Linked DNA regions of Homo sapiens: region 2 is linked to region 1. Evidence: chromatin loops called from intact Hi-C (ENCODE). Cell type or tissue: PC-3. All regions are shown on one strand. Links, peaks and the distances in the headings refer to the core of each region. The heading gives the core; the rest is flanking DNA.

Region 1 (11,121 bases), core at 1,550-9,549:
TCATCAACTAACATGTACCTCCACTATGCTTAAATGCTGAGGATACAATGGTGCTATGATTTCAATGTGTCCCCTACAAAATTCAGGTGTTGAAACTTAATGGCCAATGTGATAGTATTAATATTAAGTCGTGGGGCCTTTAAGAAGCAATTAAGCCATGAGCTCTCCTCCCTTGTGAATGGGGCTAAGGTCTTTATAAAAGAGCTTTAATGCTGAGTCCAGCTCCCTTTCCCTTCTGCCTTTCTCCATGTGGGGACACAGATTTCCTTCCCTCCAGAGGATGCAACATCAAGGTGCCACTTTGAAAACAGAGAATAGCCCTCAGCAGACAACCAAACCTGCCAGCACTTTGGTCCTGCACTTCCAGCCTCTGGAGCTATGAGAAAATCAATGTCTGCTCTTTAAAAGTTACCCAGTCTTCAGATATTTTGTCACAGCAGCATGAACAGACTAAGACAAAGGGAAAATAAGATAGACAAAGACTGTCCTTACAAGGCTTAGGGTCTAGTGGGGATAAGAGACAAGAATACAGGTAATTACATATATATATATATATATATAGAGAGAGAGAGAGAGAGAGAGAGAGAGAATTATATTTTTTAATGAAGTATTTTGTATATTTTCATGGGAAATGAAAATAGAAGCACAAAATTCTTTGGATATAGAGTTGAGGTCCACCCATTGTATTTGGGGGCTATTCATAAGCCTCTCCAGAGAAAGTGAAACCTAAAGGATGCACAGGGGACCAATTGAGACATGAAAAATGCTTAGGTGCCAAGCAAAAGATGGGAAGGGGAAGGCTGGGCATAGAAGAAAGTACTGTGGCTGATAGAAAAGTGCGCTCTGAGGCCTGCAAGCAAGAACCAGAGTCATTTTCAGGGAACAAACTAAAATTTAGTAAAACTGGAGGGCAAAATATGAAATATGAGGGAGAAAAACTATGCATGAGTAAAAAGCAGGTACCAGATCTTACTGGCTTTTATAAAACATGTGAAGAGATTTGGACTTTACACTAAGAGCCATAGGGAATGAAATGGATAACTATCATGCATTCTATCACACATTTTTGTCAGAAACATCATTCCCAGAAATAGAAAGCCATAGCAAGATCTTATAAACTAAGCTTCTAAACTATATAAATTTATGACATAAAATTTCACTTAATTGTAACCAAAGTAATGTAAAATATGCTGAAACACCACATGCACTTCCTAGAAGAAAAATAGTGCTAGGTAGAATAGAGGGGAGATGGTCACACTTATGATGATGATCATGAAAACAATATTAATGTCTTAATAAAATAAACTCAAGAATAAAAGTATTCAGAATGACGGTAGCATGAATTTCATATTCAGATAATATTTGCAACTAGAACGATGTTAACAATCATTTATGAAGGGCTCTCAACTACTACAATGGCCACCACGTAATCTACTTTTCCCCCCAACTTACTGCTAATTAATTCCACCCACCCCCAGCATTATTAAAGTATACTTGACAAATAAAAGTCGTATATATTTTTGCTGTGTAAAAACTTACTTCATTCAAGTGGTTTGGATGTTAGTTTTCCCTCTTCCTTCTTTTTCAATTATGATATATTATATCTATACTTGTAAGGTTACATTGAAGAACAATTACACTTTTATGTCAATGACATTCTTCATCCTTTTGGGTTTCAATTTATTTCACAAAAACTTGTTTGCCTCAATAATATATTTTTCTATATTAATTTGTGATAGTTTAAATGGATTAGAAAATAAAATTGTGAAAGAAATGCAAATAAATGAAAAGTTCTTCTGCCAAAAAGTTGTCTTGAAATATTTGGCTAAATGAAACAATACTATAGAATCTCAAACAAAACAGGAACTAATAGGATTACTAAGTAAATAAAGAAAATAAATTTCATGAAAGTCAAGTACCTAAGTTATTTATTTTCCTCTTAGAGAATTTCCATGTTCAATAAATGTAAATATATCAATAAATAATGTGCTTCAAGGGTAAACATTACTTTGAGTATGCTGTAAACACACACACATCCGCCCTTGAAAAAGAAAGTTTAGCACGCCCTGTGATACAGGAAGACATATCAAGAATCTCTTTATAACTACCCCTTGCTCTCCTCAACTGTCCACTGGCTACTCTTCCCCTGGGACCCCCTTCCCTGCTTTCCAAATTCTAAGATGGGAGGAAGATTAATTTAAATATTTACAAAGGATCTAATGCAAGGTTTTGATAATAATAAAAGAATTTTTTTTTGTTCTTGTCACCACAATAATCTTAGTTGCCCAGCTTTCAAATTCTGGGCATTGTTTTTTGACTCTTTCCTTTCCCCCATGTCCAGTAGTTACCAAGACTTATTCAATATAATTGTTTAAATTTTCCTTACATTATTTTCCTTTTATTATGTACTTAAATTCAGGCATTTTTACATCTTATCTAGTCTCTGTGGTCTCCTATAGAACAGTTTCCTTCACTTCAACTCATCACAAACTTACCTGGAACATCTTCATGATATACTGCCCTGGTACCCCAACCCTTACTGGCATTTCCTCATCTACACAGTAAGGCTTATAGTCCTTATTTATTTATTTGGCATTCAAAAGGTTCTCTTACCAAGCTCCAAATTTACCTTATTGCTATTCACTTATCCTATGTGATATCCAAATGTGTTCTATATACGCATATGGTACACAGTTCCCTGTGCATACCCTAAACCTTCCCTTCATCTGCCACTGCTTCTCTCCTTGCCCTGAGTTTCACAGCCTGACTCATATTTAAACAGTGCCATGAATGATCACCTGAAATACTCTATTTTCATGACTACCCTAAGCTTAAAGCAATCCCCTTCTGGGAAAAACTTTTATCGTGACTTCTCTTATGGCACTTCTTACTTTCTTCATTTTCTTGTGAGTGTTTCTAGATGTGACAATTTTCCTGATAAAGTTTGTTGAAAGAGGAGTTTCACTGTAAATCTTTCTGTATTATAGACACTTAGCAAACATTAAGTGAATGAAATGTTCTCATATTATGATACAGGTTATTAATGGGTAGACATCATGTTTTGCTAAATCATGGCCAACTAACATTTGTTAAATGAAGCATTACAGAAAGAATGCAGTGAAGGAAACAGCAGTGGATGATTAGTGAAAAATGCTCACACTATTGTGGTTGGGCATCACATATTATATACTGCAAAATAAATGTTGATAGGTACAATTACAGTGGGGTCATGCTTTGTAAAGTGTGTTCCTAAGACTGTTGTTATTCAATCCAGCATGGATGTTTGTTTGGCTAGCAAATTCTTGGTTTCCAGAACAAACCAACTCAATCTTGATTCAGAGTCTAAGAACAAGGCTCAGAAAACTACATATTAAAACCTCTTACCCTCACTCTTTCAAACGATTCTTTTGAACTTTGATATTCTGAAGTTTGAAAATAGTACAGAGTAATCACTTATTGATAAAGAATATGCTAGTATGTGTGTGTATGTGTGTGTATATATGTCTGTGTGTGTGTGTATATATATATATATATATATATCTTTAAATGATAAACCTTGCTTATAAGATGTTATTGTAACTAACTTTTCTAAGTCAATTCTGCTTAGCATGACACAAATACCAATAGGAGTTTCCCAGGTCCTACCACTCACTAGGAGACACGTCATACTAGGCTGAAGCCCTACAATCCAAGGACCTAGAGTCTTAGAGTTTCTAGGCACCTTCACGATGTTTGGTGTATCTGTTCTCTAGCCACCCTCGGAGTCATGAGTCCCAGAGGCTCTACCCAGGTGCCAGGCTCCCCTTTCCTTGCGTCCTTTGAAATTGTCAGTGAAGATAACATTACTTGTGCCAGCTGGGATATGTGTGTGTATGCTCATGTGCAACAGACAAGTAGGCCCTAAAGATTGAATGTGGGGCTGAAGGATGAGTGGTGCACAGATAAGGGGCACTTTAAAGGGCTGATTGGGATGTACTGTTGAAGCCTGAACCTGGAGTGGAGCAAGTGACTGCTAATAAATTAATCCACCTTACTTTTCCTTTAGCTGCGTAAGAGTCCTACACACTACCAGAGTTTTGTTTTCTAACAAATCCAGACTTGGCCCTCTTAAAAGTCATTATAATTTTTTTTTTCTGGTCTATAATGCAAATAGCATCCCAGAATGATTGCCCTTGTCCATTCCTCACTTTCAGAGATGTAAGAATACACACTCAATACCAACGTGAGGCTTAGCCTTGCTCATTACCTCATTTGAGTAAAATTTTAGCTAAAACATCAATTATACGTTTTCTAAAAGATGGCCCTATTTATTTGGAGATTTGTTTAGCAAATAATAACTTAGCAAATATATCTTTTACTCACATACCAGTTAGGCATATTTTGCCACTGTTATATAAATCAAATGGCATAAAGTAGACTTTTCACAAATCATTTTCCTCTGAATTGAAGTCAATTTGTAAAGGTACAAAAAAATTAGAGCCAAATTATCTTATGTCTAGCAAGTCATCCTTAATTTGAAATCATTTTCGAAGTTAAGATCAGTGAAAATATATCTGATAATATTTAGCAGAGGTGTATTTTAGAGAAAGAACTAGGATATTTTCCTTAGAATGTTATTTTCTGAATGCTTTCTCGAATTCAGAATTCCAACTTTTAAAGTTTTTGAAAGGATAAGACATAGAGTATGTTTTCATTTTTTTCTCCTTTCTCAGGAATGATACGTGTTTAAGTTTACCTAGTCCATAAGACAGTTCAGGTAGAAAAAAAAATTAGACTGCAAGACTAAAAATAAAATGTCAGTATAAAAATGAAAGTGAAAGTGTATTAATATGTTTCTCTCTGGCACTGGCATATTAATAGAAATGATGTTTTCCTGGATACAAATTGTGAAGAAATAGACACTTTGTTTAAAAATGTGGCATCAGGCATTTCTAATAGAAACAGTTTCAAAAGAGTAAATCAAGAGTATAAAGATTAAAAAAATCTTTATAAAATACACAACTATTCTTCACCTTTTTTTTTCTTTTTTTTATTTTATTTTATTTAATTGTGTCACATTGTATTGGCATTAACAATAGGCATCAACAAACTATCACTCCAAAAAGTCATAAATACCATGAAATTAATTTTTCTAAAACTTATCTCATATGAATTTATCCGCTAATGTATGTTTTATCTTTCTGACCTTTCCAGTATGAAATGTAGGTCTTCAAATATTTTAATAATTATTCCAGCAAATCTATTAAAGCTTATGCTTAATCAAAACATGACAGCCTTAAGTATGCAATATTCACAGAGAGAACACTGGACTTACTCATTAGGCTTTGGAAAGCCTTTAAATCTAGTGTTCTGCTTCTGATAAAAAGTTAAAAGCAGATTTGATAATGAATAAAAAATAAGGTAAACCTGAAAAAGAATGACTATTTGCTGATGTATTGTAGTATATTTATATATACATGTTTTGTGTCTTCTCAGGAATTTCAAGTTCCTTAAGTAGATGATTCTCATATTTAGGGGATGCTAAGCTCTCGAAGAAAGAACACAATGTTGAAAAATATTGTTTCCAGTAAAAAGAAAATCAGTATCTTTTATAGGAAATTTTTTTTATTAAAAGTCACTCATTTTCTGAGTTAAAATGTGACTTAAATTTTGTCATAAATAAGGAATTGAAATTATTTTCTACTAAATTGCCTCACTTTGACTTTAGTTGTTCTATACATACACCATTAGCATACTAATGCATAGTCAAACATACTAAGTCATATCTAGGAAAATAAACAATTAATTCAGCCATTATTCAGGGCAGAGCATATCTCTGATCCCTGGGATATGCAGAAGCTATACCTATGAAATATCAACTGCACACAATGAAATATAACACTGTTAGCTCCACTACTTCCTGTTTGCTCTAGTTACCACATTTTATCTAAGAATTATTAAGTCATTGTCTTACACTGAATTTGGCAGTCCTTTGTGGTCACAGAGCGAAGCCATAGCCTGAGGACTTACTCTTCCCAGGTAGATTTAGTCATACCAGTATCCACAGAGAAAAGGAAAAAACTTAGAAGAAAAGTATTAGGTAAGCAGGAGAGGAAATAACCTCTTTCAATGAGCTTCACTTTCTTAGGTCTAGACCTTAAGCTGTCAAACTATTTCAGCCAATGCTTCTGGGTGTGAAGGCTAAGAAATGACTCTTTCACATAAAAGGCAGCCCTTGAAACTCACATCTGATGCCATAAGGGACAAACTATATCTTATAAGAAACTGTGTTGGTTGCATGCTGTACTCTGTATTTATTTTACCTATTGTTGTTCCTCTGTCTAAATTTTGCTGCAGGATTTTGTTACAGCCTTTTAGGCATAATGTGTATTTTGAATTTCCCTAGAGGAAAATATTGTTTACAACACTTTCCAAATGTATTTGACAGTGAAATTCTTGTTTTAAAGGAAACTATGTTTTAGGGAAAATAGTTTGAAAAAGTTATCCTAGCTTTTACAAAAATCTTTTTAAATGTTCCGAAGTTTACTATGAGATATCAAGGAAAGATATTCATGCTTGAACCAAATGGATAAAAAGAAGCATCGCTTTTCCTTTTGGATCCATGAAAGTATCTAAAGGGAAAGTGAATTTGGGAGGGGCAGGGTGAGGAATAGTCATGGCTAAAAATATAAGTGTATTAATAGGAATGAGGAGTAATGATTGAAGGCAGGAGGATTAGAAAGCAGAGTACCTGTCCTCTCCTTTCCAACTATTAGGGTTTCGAGGCAGAGAGGAGACTGTCACTCTCAGCAATGGAATATCATTTTAAGAAACACATGAAATTATATATTTAAATTATAAATCATGGTTAGGTTTTGTTAACCTTATAGTCATTGAAGAAAATCGCCTTGTTTTTAGGAGGGAAAAAATTGAAATAAATTTCAGTGGTGCCATCTCATGAAATTGCTTGCTTGCAGGTAATCTGTGATTTCTGTTCCCTTCAAAAACCTTCTAAATTTGGTCAAGTCACATATATGTATGCATGAGGGAAGTAAAAAACCTTCCCAATGTCGAAAGACTTCCTCTGTTACCAACATAAAAGCTACTAAAAGTAGTGTGATCACTTTCTCTAGGTTTAATAAATACAGCTTGAAAAGAAGTGCTCTTTAGTCCACCCAAAGAGCCAGAAATTTGAAAGAGGGAATCTCAAAAGATGAGTTTTATCAAATGCAAAGCACTAGCTAATTGTTGGCAGGCTTTTCTCCATGAATCTACACATCTAGACATTAACAGCCAATTTGCTCCAGGACTATTTTTTTCAGAAATATTTGTATAAGCAGAAAGCTCTGGAAAGACAGAGATGATAAAAATAAACACATCTTGTTCCCCTCCCCAGAGAGATCTGCTTACATTCTAAGAATTGTAATAAATAATTTAACATCGCCCAAATTCATGTCTTGTCTTTTTCCTTGGCTTTTGCTAGGTCTCTAAGCCTTTGGAATTTCATAAAAGGCACTTATGGGAGTGCCTTTGCTTGCCTGAGGGACTTGGATCATACCAGATACTCTAACAATAGGAATTAGGGTAGAAAATGTCACACCAGATGTCATTTGGGGTGGAGTTCTTCAGTCACAATTTCAGCTCACACACTGGAGGGGCTGTAGACTAAGACTAGCCATACGGGCAGTAGACCATGATTACATAACAGAGCCTCCACAGAAACTCTGGACACCAAAGCTTTGATGAGCTTCTGGGGTTTGTCAATACTCCATCCATATTATCATGCAGGGTTGCAGAGAAAATCAGTGTTGTCCGTAACTCCACTGGGAGAGGAGAATCAGAAGTTTCACGCTAGGAACTTTCCTAGACTCTGCCACATGCATCTCTTCCTTTGGCTGATTTTAATCTGTATTCTTTTGACATAATAAGTCATAACCACGCATATAACAGCTTTCAGTGAGTTCTATTCATCCAGGCAGTGAATTATAAATACTTAAGGTGGTTTGGGGGACACCTGGACTTACAACTGAGCTCAAATGTGAGGATGATCCTCTGGACTGTTTCCTAATTTTGCACAGGGTAATAAAGATAACGTTTTTCTCCACGACAAAGGATTCCAATAGCTTCTATAAAAAACAGTCTTCTAATCTCACGGTTCTTCTGTAGTATACCCCTCACACGTGCAGGCATCACCTGGCCCTCATCCGGTAGTCCCCTGGGAATTGGGGCTCAGGGAACAGCATTACAATGTTACTTCGACTGCTGCTTTTACTGGAAGAAACTCTTGTCTCTGACACAGATGCCTCATATCTTTCTGTCAATATCTGTAAAACTGTGACAGGCTCACTCATTAGCTGAGATGCAGGGTGAAATCTCAGACCCTTTCATCACAATTTCAGATCCGAGGGTTTAATACTAATCCTAACTATATCTGACCAATTATTCACCATGTCTTCAAAAATATTTATTAATTAGAAAACTCATTCTAAGAGTGAGCAAATGGCCAGTTGAAAATGACTTCAAGTTACATATGATACTGTCTTTAAATTGCAGTGAACAGGCTTACAGGTGCAGTTAAAGAAGCATAATATCAGACATTCTTGTGAGATACAGAAACATTTCACTCTATGCCTGATAAGCAAACTCATTTTGTGATATGAAGGTCCTCAGCTCTGCTGCAATGGACTCTGTCATGGGGTGCCTGGTAATGAAAGATGACAGCATCTATTTACTGTGTGACATTCTGTGCACTCTCTTCAGACTTAATTAAAAACAAACAAAAAACAATCACCCACAAGGTTTTGAAATGCTTATTTTCATTGGTTGCTAAATTTCCAAATCTAATTCTGATCTAGAAACATTTATGACTACAAGCTAGCACAGTATGACTGCTCTACAAATGCAGGATTTAGGGCCCACCTGCATATTTACAATGTCTTCTTATGTAGGAAAGATTCATTCTCAAATTGCACCTGGCAGTGAAAAATGAAAATTTAGATACACATGGCTAAGATTCTTATAGTAACTCAGTGTGTTTTTAGGTTGATATATATTCTTTCGGCTCCATGTAAGGTCTCTCTATATATGGCTATTATAATTTCTATTCCACAACCACTAAAGGAAATGTGAACAAATGATACAACAGTATGAAACATGGGCAATTGCATGTGAACTCCTAGTTCAAAATCTATTCAGTTTCTAATACTTTAGTTTGACAGACATGTATTACCAGCAAATGTCAGTCAGGTAAATATATGGGCCCTAAATGCCAATGTTTCTATGAATAAAATTTTAAAAAATAAGGATTTTGAATTAAATGTGAATATGTATAATACATAAGCATAACTTTTTAAAGAGCAAATAATTTTAGTAAATTCCTTTTCCTCATTCTCCAGACCAACTACAATTTCAAAATGAAAGGGAAAAAGAGCTATGATCAGAGGTTTGTTTATGTATGCTAGAAAAACATACTATCCCAAATATAACATAGGCTTACTTGTCTCATAATATTGTTTTAATAAAAACTCCATTAGGATTTCTGGGACAATAAAAATTGACTTTTAAAAATTATCAACAACAACATTTATACTTTAATTTTGCAGTAAATATTGTAAAGGTCTTTATAGTTATTCAAAATAACTCTTAAGTCTACTAAAAGATAAAAGCTTTTCCTCTTTTTTATCTAGCATATACACTTGCAATTCAGCTCAGGTTTGATTTATAGTTTGTTAGCACAGTTTGTCATAACTGAGTACCCTAAGTGACTGAACCTTATTTGCATCAAAACAACTTGATTGCGGTGCATGAAGCTTAGTTGGATCGCTTTCCTGTTATTGATGCAATGTTATCCCATAGCAACAACAGAAAAAGAATAACATCTCTGAGCCTGACTAGAATAAGTGTACTTCTCACTTTCCTCCTGCTGAGCGAAAACTCCATTTTCATCTCATCTGCAGAATATTATCCGCAAACCTAATGGGATCTGACAGTCCATCTTAAATAGTGTCATCAGGTAACAAAGAGAAATCTGAGGCTATATTACTCTTGGTCATTTTGATGACTGTTTCTTTTTCTCTCAATTTGGACAAGTAACTGGTACTCCCCATCAAAAGGCTTTTAAATTTTTTTGCTTTTTAATCTGAATTTATCTCTGAAAAGTTCTTTTATCACAATTCAAAGTTTCAAACAAATTGTTATAAAATCTGATTGAAATATTGAGTCGTATGACTATTACTAAGCAAATTATATAATAATTTATAAATGTTACAATTTTATGAAATCATACTAAACTAAAAAGTAAATTGATAAGTATCTGATTCTCAAATTTTTAAGAAATAAATAATATGGAATGAAGAACTTGAAGAAATTAAGTGACAAGTTTCATTAGATATATAATGCTGTTGTTGAATACATTTTAAACCATTTTCAGGAAAAGAATTTGTGGCAGTAGGATGACAGAAAAACATTTATTTGTATCCACAAAATAAAAGTGCCAGTTTTGAAAACAGTTTCAAACTATTTTCAAACATAACATCATAACATTTATAAATAACATAACATCATAACATTTATAAATCAAATATATATGCATACAGATATTAGCTGCTATATACATATATTGAGAGAGAGTGAGAGAGAACAGGAGAGAACACTACATATATTTATACATAGCAGCTAACATATAAAGAAGACTTCCTGTGTGTGGTATAGTGGTATAGTTTGCTATGTGTCATTCCTGGATTTAATTCCTTTGCTAACTTTCACCGTGTTACAAATTGGTAAACTCACATTCATAGTTGTTAAGTAACTTGCTCCAGATCAGTCACTTTATAGAGTTTGGGATAAGATTTGAAGGCCAACAGCTAAATCGGGGCTCTCCACATTTTCTCAGTATCTTGTAGCAAGGCAGAGAAAAGCTGACTTTGAAGGCAAAAAATTTAACTTATCAACACTGTTATTATTATAATCTTAATGAGCAGTAGCGAATGGTAGAGAGAGTATTCATTCTCTCTTACATTTGGCTTTTTTCTCAGACTTTCTTCAATGTCTTTATTTTACTCATGTCGTTCTCTGTCTTCTTGCTTTGATACTCAGCAATTTCTACATCCTTTTCTTCCAATTACTTTCTTTTTACCCTCTTCA
Region 2 (11,121 bases), core at 1,550-9,549, 50 kb after region 1:
CTCAAGAGATCTGATTGTTTAAAAGGGTGTTGCACTTCCCCTTGTGCTCTCTTTCTCTCTCTCCTGCTGCCACATGAAGACCTGCTTGCTTCCCCTTCACACTTCCTCCATGCTGGTAAGTTTCCTGAGGTCTCCCTAGCCATGATTCCTGTACAGCCTATGAAACTGTGAGTCAACTAAACCTCTTTTCTTTATAAATTACCCAGTCTCAGGTAGTTCTTGATAGCAGTGTGAGAATTGATGTATTCAGAAAATCTAAAATTACTAATGTTCAGCTTTTAAAATGTCATATTTTGCTCTATAATTTTATATGTTGTAAAATATTTGATTGATATATATGGTAGAGTTTTGTGTCTGGATTGTTCAAACAAACCTACAGAATTCTTTAAGATAAAAATGTAATTATTACATTAGTCCTATCAGCAATTATGACAGCTAACCGTTGATAAAAGATGATAAATTTATTTCTATAAAGCAATTTAACATCAAGTTTAAAAAAATAATTTTGGATAATTAACAAGGTATACAATACATAAAAATATAACTGCAGTCTACATATAAAGGGCCAAAGTATATTTAGGAAAAGATCATCTTAATTGTGTTTCCTTCATCTGCTAGGCGACTTTAAAAAATAAATTTCCAATGTTTTCCACAACAACATAGTACAGCTTAGAAACACATGACAAGTGGGCATATAGATTATATTTTCAAAATGTTTGCATCTTACAAAAATCATATTTATACTGATATTTTTCCACTGACATTTTCCCACTGTGAGCATAGAGAGTAACAGTTGAACTGTCATAGATAAAATTAAAATGCTTCTAGAGGACAAAGCTGGTTGTTGTGGACAGTCGAAGCAAAACGAAAAGAGTGGAGACAAACGAGAAGCAATTATTATTAAGTCAAAGGACACAATTTACTTGCTAAAACATAATCCTCCAAAAATGGCAGTGTTTATCACCCCTAGATCAACACAGTCTCATTTTATGTCAACACATATTAATATCGTTAATTGCAAGATCTAGAATTTTTGTCACTTTAAAGACCGGAAATTTAAGTATGCAATAATTAGCTACTTAGCCAACATTCTATTACTACTATGAAATCTTTTATCTTTTTCAAGTGAAATTCCTGTGAATATCAAATATATTTATTACCATCAATAACAAAATGATTTAAAAATGAATCTGTAATGAAGGTCAGCAAAGGTACAAAGGGATAAATTCCTCATCGATATGTCATTTTATTATCTTTCTATATTACTTTCTAGAATAAATTTTTTCCAATTAAAATGACAAGAGTGAAAACACTTCATTAAGTTAGACTATACTTGTTTGCTCTATATATTCTTTATATAGAATATATAGAGCCATATTCTCCTTCAGAAACAATCTTATTTTTTGTTTGTTTTTAGTCAGAATTTTATTTTATTTTCCTTTGTTTCCCAATTATTATCATCATATATATTTTACTTAGAAAAATAATAAAACTCTGAAGCAATGCAGGGCTACTGTTAATTTCCTATATTGGGCATAATTTCGAAATCACATAGCACATTGCCACCAGAATAGGTCTTCAAACTTTATAATAAAAATATTAATTTATTTGTTTGTTTGTTTTCTTGCTTGTTTGTTTTCTTGGCTGCTTCTCTTCCAAGTCTATGCTGTAATGCTATTTCCAGGTAAAATGATATAAATATGATTTAAACAAAAGATGTGGGCCGGGAGCAGTGGTTCTCGCCGGTAATCCTAGCACTTTAGGAGGAGTTGGCGGGTAGATCACTTGAAGCCAGGAGTTCAAAAAAAGCCTGGCCAACATAGTGAGATCCAAACTCTGTTAAAATAGAAAAATTAGCTGGGCGTGGTGGCACACGTGTGTAATTCCAGCTACTCAGGGGGCTGAGGCACCAGAGTCACTTGATCCTGGGAGATGGAAGTTGCAGTGAGCTGTGATTGTACCACTACACTCCAGCGTGGGTGATAGGGCAAAACTGTCTAAAAAAAAAAAATGTGGATCAAGTATGATGACCTTTTCTCACTCTTATTTTTTCCTGATTATAAAAATCACATATAGATGCCCATTTTAGAACACTGTGGGTAATTCAAAACACAGATCAACTATCTGGGGCTTCAAAATAATATTAAAGAGCAGCTGTTGAGAATTAATCGAGTACATGATGAACTCATAGAGATGATGTTTCTAGCATGAAAAAAAGGGAAAAAGAATAATATGCCCTTCAAACGCCAGGGTCTTTATTGATTACAAACTCTGAAGAAAGCCAAAATGGTGACTGGAACAGAAAACACCATTAATAAGAAAGGAACATTAGATGCAGTACTTTTAAATTTCTCTTCTTTGATTTTATGTAGTGTATAAAATTGCAATTTTAAAATCTAATTGTCCCCATAAATGACTAATTTGGTCCCTCCATGTTTGTGTTTTTCCATGAAATAAACTTATTCCTAGCTGCTTTCTGAATTAACCCCAAAGGAGAAACAACTGATGGCTTGGTCATAGCAAAATAGTCCAAATAGTTCTTTTAGAGGGTGCCCTAAAAGCTCAAGCTATGATGGAACATGAGAAATCATGTAATTTCATTTATCCTTTTCCTTGCTTATAATTGTCATTAAGATCTGACAAAAATTCTTCTGCTCCTGGAGTTATGATACCATTTTGGTTAGATTGTTATGAACCAGGGTTGAACAACAGGTTTGGTCATAACTGGTTATGAAGACATACAAGCTCAGGCAAATAGATAGTGTGAAAAAAATAAAAACAAAACCATTGAGTAATTCATATATATTGATATTAATCACAAGGCATGTCCAGAAACCAAGAGAAGCTTATAAAGAAAAATGAAGAGTTTAATTCAAGCACCATTAACTAGTGTCCCAAATTTCATTACACATGCACAGTTTTTGCTAAGAAATCAAAGAAATTTAAATAGGCAGAAAATGGGAGACACTTCAGCATTGGTAAGGGCAGCATTTCATATATAGAGACATGAAATAGATCTCTTGGTAGTTCCTGAGTAAGAGGCAGGTGATTTTTAACAAGGGAATTTGGAAGACATACATTTGGTATATGTACCTTGCATATAGTAGGCACTTAAAAGACAGTACCAAATTAACAATTTGAAATTAGGGCATCGATTCAGCCATATGGTAATAAAGCCTTAAAATGTCACATACAAATACACACAAACACACACATATGCACACACACACACACACATATACACATACATATACACACACATATATATTTCATAACTATTTTTAGAAACATAGGGCTTATTTATTGATAAAGATTTCCAAATAATTAATTAGGGCTTCAATATTTATTACATAATCAACTCATCAATTGCAGAGAGATTTTTTAAAACTTATAAGTGGAGTTTTAAAAAGTCTGTTCACGTTTTATGAGAAAATGATGCCTAATTTTAATCTTTGTCTTCATTTCTGCCTCTATTTAAATTGTTAAGTGGCACTTCTCTATAATACCTGTAACCTCTAAAACAATATAAGACTTGTAAGTATTTAAAACACATATAAAGAATTTCTTTTCTATTTAATTCTTTTTGTGATGTGAATATGAAGACTTAAAGAATATGAGGCATGGAAAACATTAATCCCTTGATTCATTTCAGGGAAAACACAGACAAGACTTAGAATTTTTATCATCTAAAATGCATGGCACCTGTCTTCACTGAAATAATATTAAACCAAACAATTGTTGATGGAATAATCATGCCATTATAATTTACAATGAGGCAGTTAAGACTTTGTAACTTATACTTCAAGTCTATTGTATGTATCAGATTTCATGAGGATACTCTCAACTTAAACTTTATCAAAATGTTAATATTCTGAACATAATAAGAACTATGTAAATGTCAGTGTTTCAGCTTATTTTTAATGTCATTATACAGTAGTCTACACTTATCTTTTGTTTTGCTTTCTGCAGTTTCAGTTCTGCGCAGTCAATCACAGTTTCAGACTGCACAGTCGATCACAGTCTGAAAATATTACAAACAATAAGATATTTTGAAAGAGAGGGAGAGACTATATTCACATAACTTTTATTACAGTAAATTGTTATTATTGTTCTATTTAATTATTCATTATTGTTGTCAATCTCCAACTGTGCCTAATTTACACATTACATTTTATCATAAGTATCTATGTATGTATGTATAGGCAAAAACATAGCATACATAGGATTTGATATGAACAATGGTTTCAGGCATCCACTGGGGATCTTGGAATTTATCCCCCATGGATAAGTGGGGATTACTAGAACCAAAATAAACATTAAGGCTCAATTATAGCAAGTATATCAAAACTTGCACTCCAGCCTGGGCAAAAAGAGCGAAACTCCATCTCAAAAAAAAAAAAAAGAGACTGTTCATGATTCCATCTCACCCTCTTGTCCTCCTGCACTCCCTCATGAGAAGAACCTTCCCTGAATAGCTGCTGATGCCAGATTTAGGAGACAGGTATACTAGACCTGAATCCCACCTTTAGATAAAGCCAAGTTACATCTCTTTAGCTTAATCCAGACAAGCAAAACAGAACCACAGTTATTCCAAAGACCAGTGACCATTGAGATGTGTAGCTGTTTGTTATGCAACGTTAGTGAAGCATAACAAATACAGTAATTAGTGTACTTCTTTGGCTTTATATTGATATTCTTTATTCAATTTCTAGGTTATTATCACGTTACATATGTTTGCATTGAGCTACTTCTTCTCTTTTGTGGAATCTGGCAAGGTTAAAAACAACAAGTTTAAATAGTTTGTAAAAGTAAATTGTTTAAGATGTACTATAAAAATTCTGTAGCTAAAATATATTGTAAACATGTGTTTTTATTCTTAGTTATGAGGAGGATGTAATAACAAAAAAAGAACAAAATACTCTCCATACACCCCATATATATTAATACTGATGAATGGTTCTGGCTTGCTTTGTCTTCATAGCATAATATAGGAATTATCTAACAGGTAAATACAAACAGGCTTCTTTTTGTATAGTACCATGTTAACTGAAACTCATATGTATCAGAACTATGTTCTCATTTTGCATGGTTCTGTGTAACTAAAATTAAATCAAAGCAAGGACATGGTTCCAATATGCCTGGTTTTCAGTTAACAAGGTACCATGCAAAATGTGGATGACTAGTACTGTTGTTAAAAGTTTGTTGTTTAATAAAATATAACTTTGTAATGTTACTTTGATTATTAGCATTTCAACATTGTTACCTTAGAAATCATAACAAATAAATAATGATTTATCTTGGTCTCTCTTTCCTTCTATGTATTTGATGACTATTATTTCCTTTATTTCTTTCTCTTTCTTTTTTTTTTTTTTTTTTTTTTGTAGTCTCGCTCTATCGCCAGGCTGGAGTGCAGAGGCACAATCTCGGTTCACTGCAACCTCCGCCTCCTGGGTTCAAGCGATTCTCCTGCCTCAGCACTCCTGAGTAGCTGAAACAACAGGCATGAGCCACCACACCCAGCTAATTTTTGTATTTTTAGTAGAGACGGGGTTTCACCATGTTGGCCAGGATGGTCTTGATCTCTTGACCTCATGATCCTCCCACCTTGGCCTCCCAAAGTGCTGGAATTACAGGCGTGAGCCACTGTGCCTGGCCGATGACTTTTATTTTCTTTAAGGTTTCTTTAGTTACCTTCAATCTATTTAAAGGAAAATATTGATTGAATGAATCATAGTTGATTAAACTGAGAGGTGTTTAACTAAAATAAACAATACATTCATTCAATGTTAACCTGAAGACTCCATAAATATCTGAAAAAATTGAAATCACACCTAGTTTATGAGGACAAATCAATTCTAAGACAATAAAACCTACTTGTCTTTTATAAACAGTGAAATGTAGGAAATCTGGTGATAAACTTTTTGGTTTTAATTCCATGTGAATCTCTGAGGCAAATCTCCATACTGAATGTATTTATATTAAATTCTAACTCCTAAATACAGATGTTATTGAGTGAAATAAGTTTGAGTATAATTTTTTCTATTTTCTATTTTTAAATAAATCTGTCACAGATCATTTTCTGAAAAGAACACAATATTTTATGTGTTTCATGCTATCCCTGAATAGTTCTGTAACTGTCACCATAGAAACTGAGGCCATTCTGTTAAGCTTCTTTAATTGTTGTGACTTCAAGTGGCATCCATCGTGGTTTTGCTGAATCACTCAGAACCAATGTTATCTATTAATAAATTATGTTCCCCAGTACGGGTAAAGTTACACTATTAAATAAGTAATGTTTGTTCTTTGAGAGGTTTCTGTTTATTTTAAACTCTGAGCAAATAACCATAATAAAAAGATTTTTGCAAAAGTCATTTAAATGAATGCTTTTCCTGAGCTAAATAAAAACATGAATTGACTTTAATTCATTTTAATGTCTGACTGTCTTTCTGTGGTAAAAGCAAAGTGGTTTGATTATTCCTCCTCCTCCTCCCTGCCATTCTATTGCATTGCTGCAGGGGCCTGATAATTATAGAAATATCTATTTATAATCTAGAACCCCAAACTGTATAAATGTGGGCCTCTTATTTAATGTATTGGATCCTTAATATCTCCTTATGGAAGATGATGATCTCTGCTATAATTCACAGAACTGTCACTAAAAATAAATGACATTATGATATAATCTATAAATCATTGTTCATTTCTATTATAATTACTTGCAATTTCTTTAAGTATCCATATAAAAATTAGTGGGCATCTTTAAGCACAAATGTAATTAATTGTATTATATTTTAGAGTACTGTTTATTTTGGAGAAGTTATTTATATATTTGCCTTTTCAAGCACCCAGTCGTCTATAAGAATGAAGGAAAGCAGATGTCAATGCAGCTAAGCTGTAATTGCCTAGCAGATGGCTAGACATCCATTTCTAAAGTAAGTAGGCAAAAGTCTAAATAAATTAACCAACCTGGGAGATTAAGTACCAAGCTGTCCATTAACAATGGTCATGTTAATGCATGTCAAATTCATAACAACACTAATCCTTATAGCTTTTAAAGCACTATTCTCTAGTCACAACATGCTTCACAAAGTTATTAACCATTTCAACAAGGTTGGTTTTGAGGACTCAAAAATTTAAGTGACGTTCCAATATAGAATCCAATTCTCTAAAATTGAAAGGGAGGGTTGAACACCACATTAGTGTTCATACAAACTGTTACAGGGAAAAAATAGACAAGAACTGTGAAAATAGAGAAGATTCAAGTCATTTTAAAAGGTAGTAAATTTGCAAGCAGGGCAATGTTGAAGCTAGATTAAGATTAGGAACTAGAAATTATAAGAGCATCTGAAATGAATGTGAATGAACAGAAGCTACAGAAATCAGGTGCCCAGGCAAGGAGACCCAGGGTCAGTAACCAAAACAAGGGATATAGGCATCAACAAAGCTGTACGAGGAGCTGAAAAAGACTAGTATTTTGAAGGAAAAAAAAAATCTACCCCAGGATATCCATTTCCTGTCTATGGCGTGAACTGTTGTAAAAGTGTATATGTTGGACTTAGGACCATAGGTGTTAGGGTATAGGGAGTTGATTTAGTAATAGAATTTTATTTTAACTTTTATTTGCAAAAAATAGGTAGTCTTCAATAAAATTACTGAGCACCAACTATACCAGATACGTTGCAGACATTTGTTTTTATCCCTCTAATGAAGTCTACAAACTGGGCATAAATTTCCAAAAGGATAAATCCCTGAGATTCAAAGAAATTTTGTAGTTTGTTCAAATTTCAAAGGTGACCAAACTCTCATGAGATAGAACAAGAATTTAGGAGTGCTTTACTTCCAAATATGTAGTCAGTTTTGGAATAAGTGTGATGTGGTGCTGAGAAGAATGTATATTCTGTTGATTTGGGGTGGAGAGTTCTGTAGATGTCTATTAGGTCTGCTTGGTGCAGAGCTGACTTCAATTCCTGGATATCCTCGCTAACTTTCTGTCTCGTGGATCTGTCTAATGTTGACAGTGGGATGTTAAAGTCTCCCATTATTATTGTGTGGGAGTCTAAGTCTCTTTGTCGGTCACTAAGTACTTGCTTTATGAATCTGGGTGCTCCTGTATTGGGTGCATATATATTTAGGATAGTTAGCTCTTCTTGTGGAATTGATCCCTTTACCATTATGTAATGGCCTTCTTTGTCTCTTTTGACCTTTGTCGGTTTAAAGTCTGTTTTATCCAAGACTAGGATTGCAACCCCTGCCTTTTTTTGTTTTCCGTTTGCTTGGCAGATCTTCCTCCATCCCTTTATTTTGAGCCTATGTGTGTCTCTGCACATGAGATGGGTCTCCTGAATACAGCACACTGATGGGTCTTGACTCTTTATCCAATTGCCAGTCTGTCTTTTAATTGGAGCATTTAGCCCATTTACATTTAAGGTTAATTTATTGTTATGTGTGAATTTGATCCTGTCATTATGATGTTAGCGGATTATTTTGCTCATTAGCTGAGGCAGTTTCTTCCTAGCCTTGATGGTCTTTACAATTTAGCATGTTTTTGCAGTAGCTGGTACCGGTTGTTCCTTTCCATGTTTAGTGCTTCCTTCAGGAGCTCTTTTAGGGCAGGAGCGGTGGTGACAAAATCTCTCAGCATTTGCTTGTCTGTAAAGGATTTTATTTCTCCTTCACTTATGAAGCTTAGTTTGGCTGGATATGAAATTCTGGGTGGAAAATTATTTTTTCTTTAAGAATGTTGAATATTGGATCCCACTCTCTTCTGGCTTGTAGAGTTTCTAGCAAGAGATCAGCTGTTAGTCTGATGGGCTTCCCTTTGTGGGTAACCCGACCTTTCTCTCTGGCTGCCCTTAACATTTTTTCCTTCATTTCAACTTTGGTGAATCTGACCATTATGTGTATTGGAGTTGCTCTTCTCGAGGAGTATCTTTGTGGCATCTCTGTATTTCCTGAACTTGAATGTTGGCCTGCCTTTCTAGGCTGGGGAAGTTTTCCTGTATAATATCCTGCAGAGAGTTTTCCAACTTGGTTCCATTCTCCCCATCACTTTCAGGTACAACAATCAGATGTAGATTTGGTCTTTTCACATAGTTCCATATTTCTTGGAGGCTTTGTTCATTTCTTTTTACTCTTTTTTCTCTAAACTTGTCTTCTCACTTCATTTCATTCACTTGATCTTCAATCACTGATACCCTTTCTTCCAGTTGATGGAATCGGCTACTGAAGCTTGTGCATTCATCACGTAGTTCTCGTGCCATGTTTTTCAGCTCCATCAGGTAATTTAAGGACTTCTCTACAGTGGTTATTCCAGTTAGCCATTTGTCTAATCTTTTTTCAAGGTTTTTATCTTCTTTTCAAAGGGTTCGAACTTCCTCCTTTAGCTCGGAGAAGTTTGATCTTCTGAAGCCTAGTTGGAAGTAAAGCACTCCTCAGCAAATGTAAAAGAATAGAAGCTTTAACAAACTATCTCTCAGATCACAGTGCAATAAAACTAGAACTCAGGATTAAGAAACTCACTCAAAACTGCTCAGCTACATGGAAACTGAACAACCTGCTCCTGAATGACTACTGGGTACATAACAAAATGAAGGCAGAAATAAAGATGTTCTTTGAAACCAATGAGAACAAAGACTCAACATATCAGAATCTCTGGGACACATTTAAAGCAGTGTGTAGAGGGAAACTTATAGCACTAAATGCCCACAAGAGAAAGCAGGAAAGATCTAAAATTGACACCCTAACATCACAATTAAAGCAACTAGAGAAGCAAGAGTAAACACATTCAAAAGCTAACAGAAGGCAAGAAATAACTAAGATCAGAGCACAACTGAAGGAGATAGAGACACAAAAAGCCCTTCAAAAAAATCAATGAATCCAGGAGCTGGTTTTTTGAAAAGATCAACAAAATTGATAGTCTCCTAGCCAGACTAATAAAGAAGAAAAGAGAGAAGAATCAAATGGATGCAATAAAAGATGCTAAAGGGGATATAACCACCAATCCCACAGATATACAAACTACTATTAGAGAATACTATAAACACCTCTATGCAAACCAACTAGAAAATCTAGAAAAAATGGATAAATTCCTGGACACATACACTCTCCCAAGACTAAACCAGGAAGAAGTTGAATCCCTGAACAGACCAATAACAGGCTCTGAAATTGAGGCAATAATTAACAGCCTACCAACCAAAAAAAGTCCAGGACCAGACAGATTCACACCCAAATTCTACCAGAGGTACAAGGAGGAGCTGGCACCATTCCTTCTGAAACTATTCCAATCACTAGAAAAAGAGGGAATCCTCCCTAACTCATTTTATGAGGCCAGCATCATCCGGATACCAAAGCCTGGCAGAGACACAACAAAAAAAGAGAATTTGAGACCAATATCCCTAATGAACATCGATGCAAAAATCCTCAATAAAATACTGGCAAACCAAATCCAGCAGCACATCAAAAAGCTTATCAACCATTATCAAGTGGGCTTCATCCCTGGGATGCAAGGCTGGTTCAACATATGCAAATCAATAAACTTAATCCAGCATATAAACAGAACCAAAGACAAAAACCACATGATTATCTCAATAGATGCAGAAAAGGCCTTTGACAAAATTCAACAACACTTCATGCTAAAAACGCTCAATAAATTAGGTATTGGTGGGACGTCTCTCAAAATAATAAGAGCTATTTATGGCAAACCCAGAGCCAATATCATACTGAATGGCCAAAAACTGGACCTACTCCCTTTGAAAACTGGCACAAGACAGGGATGCCCTCTCTCACCACTCCTATTCAACATAGTGTTGGAAGTTCTGGCCAGGGCAATCAGGCAGGAGAAAGAAATAAAGGGTATTCAATTAGGAAAAGAGGAAGTCAAATTGTCCCTGTTTGCAGACAACATGATTGTATATTTAGAAAACCCCATCGTCTCAGGCCAAAATCTCCTTAAGCTGATAAGCAAATTCAGCAGTCTCAGGATATAAAATCAATGTGCGAAAATCACAAGCATTCTTATACACCAATAGCAGACCAACAGAGAGCCAAATCATGAGTGAACTCCCATTCACAATTGCTTCAAAGAGAATAAAATACCTAGGAATCCAACTTATGAGGGATGTG

What was found. Hi-C counts contacts between places; a loop is a spot of excess contacts. Peaks named below come from ENCODE experiments on the same cell type or tissue, not always from the same donor. Only the 100,000 strongest peaks of a DNase experiment are listed, where the experiment ranks them.
Region 2: a loop joins it to region 1, with 5 times the contacts of the local background. A loop is called at or near these places in 1 of 110 quality-filtered maps.

The regions. Positions count from the first base shown.
Region 1 is chr4:90,541,147-90,552,267 of GRCh38, reverse strand. All of the region lies in intron 5 of CCSER1 (coiled-coil serine rich protein 1), which reads right to left. Among named protein-coding and RNA genes, the nearest start is that of CCSER1, 420 kb to the right of the region's middle. In PC-3, for the core only: no CTCF peak of the experiment used is centred there; a DNase peak (open chromatin) is centred at 5,977; H3K27ac peaks cover 353 bases.
Region 2 is chr4:90,491,231-90,502,351 of GRCh38, reverse strand. The region is part of intron 5 of CCSER1 (coiled-coil serine rich protein 1); the gene reads right to left. Among named protein-coding and RNA genes, the nearest start is that of CCSER1, 370 kb to the right of the region's middle. In PC-3, for the core only: no CTCF peak of the experiment used is centred there; no DNase peak of the experiment used is centred there; H3K27ac peaks cover 1,660 bases.